2 separate regions of the Mus musculus genome follow, and region 2 is linked to region 1. The links are chromatin contacts, found by Hi-C in ENCODE. All regions are on one chromosome and are shown on one strand. Each heading gives the region's core, a stretch centred on a gene start or an enhancer-like site at or near the end of the contact. The rest is flanking DNA. Distances are from core to core; before and after follow the strand shown.

Region 1 (3,158 bases), core at 180-2,679:
GGCCAGAAAAAGAAGTGCAAGCTTACACCACGTGGAAGGTTTCTGGGGAGGCACGTTTTTGTATAGCAAAAGGCAGTCATGTATCACAGGTTCAGGAGTTTAGCAAAGCAAGGGGTGGGCATACATCATAGAGTTAGGAACTCAGCATAGGTTAAAAACCATGGTTTGCAGGGTACATTATGCTTAGGGGACAGAAACTTGTAAGGGATGTCCACTTAATGTAGCAGTGTGGCTGCTGTTTTGGTTTCCAGAGCAAAGAGAGGACATAGTTACCCTTTTGTTGCTTTTGCATGGAAAGACTAGGTAACTTCTGTATGTGTGCACATGCACTTGTGACTTCTTTGGGTATAAAAACATCTCATTATGTAGGCCTCGTGTTTTATGGTTGGTTCCGTCTCAGTAAACAATAATAAAGGCTCCTCTGAGGAAGGAGGATGGAGTTAGGGATATAGGGACTGGAGAGTTAGGTTCGAATTAATAAATAGCAATCAATCATATAATCAAGGACGACCTTGAACTATGGTACCCGAGCGCTAGGGTTGGGTTGTACAAGGCTTGCAAATAATCACTGAGCAGTAAGTGGCAGGCACTGTGCCAGTTGAGTGGTATTTGTGTGAGTCACTTAAACAGAAGTGGAAACTCTTTTTAAGATTTCCAGGCTGGAGTTGGAAAGAGCCTCTCAGCACTCTCAAAACAGCATCCTTTATGGTGAGGCCTTGACCAGTACCTGGGGCTCCCGATCACTTAGGCGGCAGGCTCACTCATCAGGATGACTTCTTGGGAAGGTGATACCTGGAAGTTAAGGCTTGAGAGCCAACTGAATAAACCTGATCTTAAGGGAACTGACCCTATACAAACCGGCAGTGAGGGCCTCTATGATGGGAGGATGGGCATAGGAGGTTAGACCTGAGGTTAGGCATGTTTCCCCGGTTCAGGGGAAATCGCTGAACTGGAGGAACCGGAATATCTCCCAAGAAGACCCCAACACGAACGCCCTGCCTCCAAGTGCCGTCCCTGTCCCAGGACTGACAGGAAGCTGAAGGTTTGGACCAGCTAACTCAGAAGGGTCTCTCCACATGCCTGAAGCCTGCCCACTCGGTTCTGGAAACAACAAATACATGAAAAGATGGCTTCCAGCCCAAAGGTCACGCCTGGAAGCTGTTTGCTCGGTGCGGAGCGATGCCGGAGAGAGCAAATACACATGGATCACATCTGACAAGAGATGGCAGGTGTGACAGTCTGGCGCCCGGAACCTCTGGTGGCTCCTCCCTTTCCACGCAGACCCCTGATCCTAGAGCGCCCAGGTGCAGAGCCAATAGGAACTTGAGGTTTAGGTGACTCGCCACGCCTGGGCCAATCAGCTCGACGCGCGCTCCGACGGCGTCTCGCGTGATAACCTGGCAGCTTCGGCTTTGACCGTCAGAGCTTTGGCTAGGTGTCCCACCCCGCCTTGTAAGACACCGGAAATTCGTCAACGAGCGATCCCTCCGCGCTCCGGAACCAGACCGCGGCTGGTCGTCAACCTATAAAGTAGTGCACTTTTCTCTCATGGGGCCTTTAGGACGATCTCTAACGCCACAGTTACCCCCCGAGCACAGCGGAGAAGGGTTGGGGCGGGCGAGGGCGTCAGTGAGAGGCGGTTTGGTGGCGCTGCGGTAGGATCACGTGACCACAGTGGGAGGATACGCGGTGTGCTGCGTCCCTGGCCGAGGCTATAAAGGGCGGGTTTAGGGCGTGCCGCCGCCATTTCTGCTTGCTGTCTGCCGGTTTAAGTTGTGTGCTCGGGTGTCCCTTTCCTCTTCCCCTCCCGCAGGGCTTGCGGCCACCATGGCGTATTAGAGGCAGCAGTGCCTGCGGCAGCGTTGGCCTTTGCAGCGGCGGCAGCAGCACCAGGCTCTGCAGCGGCAACCCCCACCGGCCTAAGCCATGGCGTGAGTATGGGGCCGGCCGCGGAGGGCGGGGGCCTCGCTGTGGTTGGGTGCGGCCCGGGCGCGGTGGCCGGCACACGCGGTTTTACAAGCGGCCGGACGCGTCGGCCTTGTTTGCGTTGCCTGCGACGCCGGCGCTCCCGGGCAGAGCTGGGCGGAGGAGTGTCTAAAGCGCTACTGCTGCCCCTTCGTCCTGTCTTAGCTTAATCATCTCGGGCTCACCGGGGTCCCCGTGTCATCCTGCGAACGTGGCGATGCCCAAGATGGCGGTGGGGCGGGGGTGTGAGTCACGGGGGCGGGGCGCGGCGGCCTTGGCCGTATTAGGACGCGAGGACAAGCTGCTTCCTCTGGGTGGCCGGTGAAGCAAAGCTAAGCCTCCATCTTGTGCAACCCGAGCTGGCGGCCGGGGAGGCTTACACAATGGCCTTGGGCCCGCGTGCTCTCCCTGTAGACGCTTCTGGGATTTGGCCATCCGGCATCTTAGATAGAAAGATGACTGGACTTGCTTTTGGGTCCCCATCCAGGCTCTTCACGAAATCCAGCAGCAGTGTTGCTGTAACGGACAAAGATACCTTCGAGTTAAGCACATTCCTCGAATCCAGCAAAGCCCCACAACATGACCGAGATGAGCTTCCTGAACAGCGAAGTGTTGGCGGGGGACTTGATGTCCCCCTTCGACCAGTCGGGTTTGGGGGCTGAAGAAAGCCTAGGTCTCTTAGATGACTATCTGGAGGTGGCCAAGCACTTGAAACCTCATGGGTTCTCCAGCGACAAGGCGGGCTCCTCGGAATGGCCGGCTATGGATGATGGCTTGGCCAGTGCCTCAGACACCGGCAAGGGTGAGTAGGACGGCTGTCCTGGTGTGCCCTTTTCATATGGATCTGGTGTTCTAATGGCTTTCTGCCTCCCGAATATGACATGAACCGTTCACACCTGAATTTCTTTTCCCAGAGGATGCCTTTTCCGGGACAGATTGGATGTTGGAGAAAATGGATCTGAAAGAGTTTGACTTCGATGCTCTGTTTCGAATGGATGACCTGGAAACCATGCCAGATGAGCTCTTGACCACGTTGGATGACACATGTGATCTTTTTGCCCCTCTAGTCCAAGAGACTAATAAGGAGCCCCCTCAGACAGTGAACCCAATTGGCCATCTCCCAGAAAGTTTAATAAAAGTCGACCAGGTTGCCCCCTTTACATTCTTGCAGCCTTTCCCCTGTTCCCCAGGGG
Region 2 (2,992 bases), core at 13-2,512, 1.6 Mb after region 1:
ACCTCCCTAATCCTGCCTCCCACACCAGCTGTTTTCCCCAGTGCTTAAGTGAGGCATTGGGGGTAGGCGCTCAGGCAAGCAACAGGATTTTTATTGTTGTTAAGAAATCAAAGAGAAACCAAACCCACTCCCAGGCCAGGGTGGATAGGTTAGGGTGGATGGGGGGGGGGGGGGTAGGTTAGACACCGAACTGGCACCGGAAACCCTGTCTGCTGATCCCAAAGCCTGCTGTGTGAAGTTCTGGTTGCTCCCAGGGGAGGGGATGGCTTTTCCCTTTTCCCTCCTTAGATTTTTGGTCAAGGGCGGAGTACATCCCCCTCAGACAGAAGGGGAAGTTTAGGAATAGAAGAGATCAGACACAATTAATACACTATCCGACAGGCTCTTTGGGTACTTTTTTTTCCGCCTACACAAGTATATAAAGAGCTCAACCTGCAATGAGTTCTTGCTCGGCAACCCAAGGGCACTCTCCACTAACCGGCCCTGTCACCAAGAAGGGGATGTCCAAATTTCCCATCTCACAGGTTCCAAAGGGACAGAAACAGACTGTGTTAATAATCACCACCCCGCACACGTGAAAAGCAGCCGAAAAATAAAGATAGAATCCCCTCCCTTCCCATAATTTATTTAACTCTGGCCAGAGTTTGGTTTCTGGGGGGGGGGGGCAAGGAAAACATAACGAGTGAGGCGTGAATAAATGGGGAAGGAGGTCAAGGAGGAAACGCTCTCCGCTTAGGAGAGGGCCGCACTCGAAACTAGGTACCCCAGGATCAAAGAGAGTGATGGAGAGCGAAACAGGGGCGGATCCGGAGAGGGGCAGCAGGGGAGTGGACCAGTGTGGGCGTCCCCCGCCCGCAAGCCCGCGCACTCACTCGGGTCTCCACGAAGGGTCCGCTCTGCAGGCCGCGGGACGGAGGTCTCTCTCCCAGCTTCCCGGGCACCGCGAGGCTGAGGGCCACGGTGTCCTTTTACGTCGTTTGAGGGTAGAGAGGGACGAGGACCGAGCTCATGTGATTCTTTCCGCTGTTTTTGGAGGTCGAGCTCGGCGGCGACGGCGCGGGGATGGCGGACCCGAGGATGGCACCCGTCACGCGGTGGATGGAGGCCAGCCCTGGATGTACTCGTCTGGCAGGTCCTGTCCTTCTGGCCTCTCGGTTCCCACGACACTCAGTCTCAACGACCTGCACCTTCCCGCGCCTGGGCCCGAAGTGAGCAAAGTCAATGAAAAGTTTCACCCTCAGCAACCCTGCGCATGAATCTGCTTTCCCCACCCCTGCGTGATGCGTCCCTCCGCCCAGCCGGGGCGGGGCCGGGACTACTTTTCCTCCCTTGGCATCTTTAACCCCTCGCAGCCCAGTCGTAGGTTGGGATTCCAGGTTCTGCGGGAAGTGTAATAGCGATCTTCTCACCTTGTCTCCTCTAGACCCCTCCCTGCCACGTCCTCAGCGGGGCTGCTCACCCTCGGAATCCTTCTGAGCGCCTTAGCGCCGGATTTCTTCTCTTAAGACTCCAAAGCAGTCTGAGCTCGCCATGTACGTTTTTTTCTTTTTTTTTTAAACCGGTGTAGACCAACCCCGGGGAGGGTAGGGACAGACCTGGAACACAACAGGCCATTAGGAAGTAGCCTGGGACACAGTGGCTGTTGCTGGCATCACCGGGGCCCTGAGAACTCCAAACCCTAGCCCCAGCTCTCAAAGTTCCCTAAGACCTAGACGGCATGACTCTTCAGTTCTGACGGTCCCCGTGACTTGAACTCCCCGGTTCCGATTTGTTCATTCTGAATTTGGGGAGACAGTGGCACGATGCCACCTCCAGGAAGGTTCTGGATCTGAGTGTAGGCTAACCTGAGTTTACCAGTGTCGCCCTCCTGGTGGGGACGTGGAAGATCGAAGGGAAGGGAAGGGTGCAAGAAGATCGAGGGTTAGAAAAAAGAGCGGAGCACCGGTTAGTCATGCACTCCCAGCCCGGAAAGTTGGGTCCCAAACACCATAATAGGGCTGGCCACGCGCGACCGCCGCCCCTCTGCTGAGGTCCTCGAGCTCTCTGGAGCAGGTTACCCACGCACAGGAGAGCATGAGAGCCGCGCTCCTTCTAGCAATAGTCGCAGAAGAAGCGCCAGCCCTGGCAAGGTGAGCAGGGTGTTCATTAAGCCCGACAGCACCCGGCGGCGGCGAAGCGAGGCGCACCCGGGCCCGGATTTTGGTCACGCTTTTTCTACTCTGTGGCTTTGTGACAGTGCAGGCTCAGCGATGAGGGGGTCTAGGATCTGTGGCGGGTTGAAACCCTAGGAGAACTGGACTATCAGACTAGGCTGGAGGACCGCTGGCCTTGTGTACAGTTCCCCTAGCCCCCGCCTTAGTTCGCCTATTTTCCAATTCAACAACCCCTCCTCTTCTTCTTTTTTTTTTTTCTTGGGGGGGGGGGTTCGAGACAGGGTTTCTCTGTATAGCTCTGACTGTCGTGGAACTCACTTTGTAGACCAGGCTGGCCTCGAACTCAGAAATCAGCCTGCCTCTGTCTCCCGAGTGCTGGGATTAAAGGCGTGCACCACCACGCCTGGCCAACCCCTATTCTTTATTCACGTTCCTGAAGGTTCCGGTGCAACGGCAGTCTCCGAACCCACGTGGGGCGGTGAGATCGGAAAGTTTCCAGTTACGAACTGTGTGCGTTTTATTTTCCTTGATCACGTAGGCAAGAGCAGAGATCAACGGAGGTATAGAGATTTAAATACGCTTTCCTAGACAGGAGGAGAGAAATGCCGGGCGGGAGGGCAAACTCCGCGGTGCCAGGATGGCAGGAGGAAACCTAAGCGCGTGTGTCCCATCCCCCACAATCCGAGCTGGACAGCCCGGGGGCTTCTCCTGGGACTACTTGTGCGTCAGCAAGCGTCATACATGCCCCTCTTCACTTCACCCTTCCCTTTTAGCAGCCCTGCCCCCACCCCCCCACCCCCAGTGTTCCATCTAATGCCATGAGACCGCCCACAAGGATG

What was found. Hi-C counts contacts between places; a loop is a spot of excess contacts on that map.
Region 2: a map of T-helper 2 cell shows a loop between it and region 1 (6-fold over the local background). The contact joins the promoter of Tob2 here to the promoter of Atf4 in region 1. A Hi-C loop is called at or near these places in 2 of 37 maps with a recorded cell type or tissue (T-helper 17 cell and T-helper 2 cell).

Annotation. Positions count from the first base shown.
Region 1 is chr15:80,253,755-80,256,912 of GRCm38, forward strand. It overlaps Atf4 (activating transcription factor 4), which reads left to right and starts at 1,430. Exons shown (of 3, transcript NM_009716.3): 1 at 1,430-1,931; 2 at 2,453-2,767; 3 at 2,880-3,158. The coding sequence starts at 2,545.
Region 2 is chr15:81,857,064-81,860,055 of GRCm38, forward strand. It overlaps Tob2 (transducer of ERBB2, 2), which reads right to left and starts at 1,263. Exons shown (of 2, transcript NM_020507.3): 1 at 873-1,263.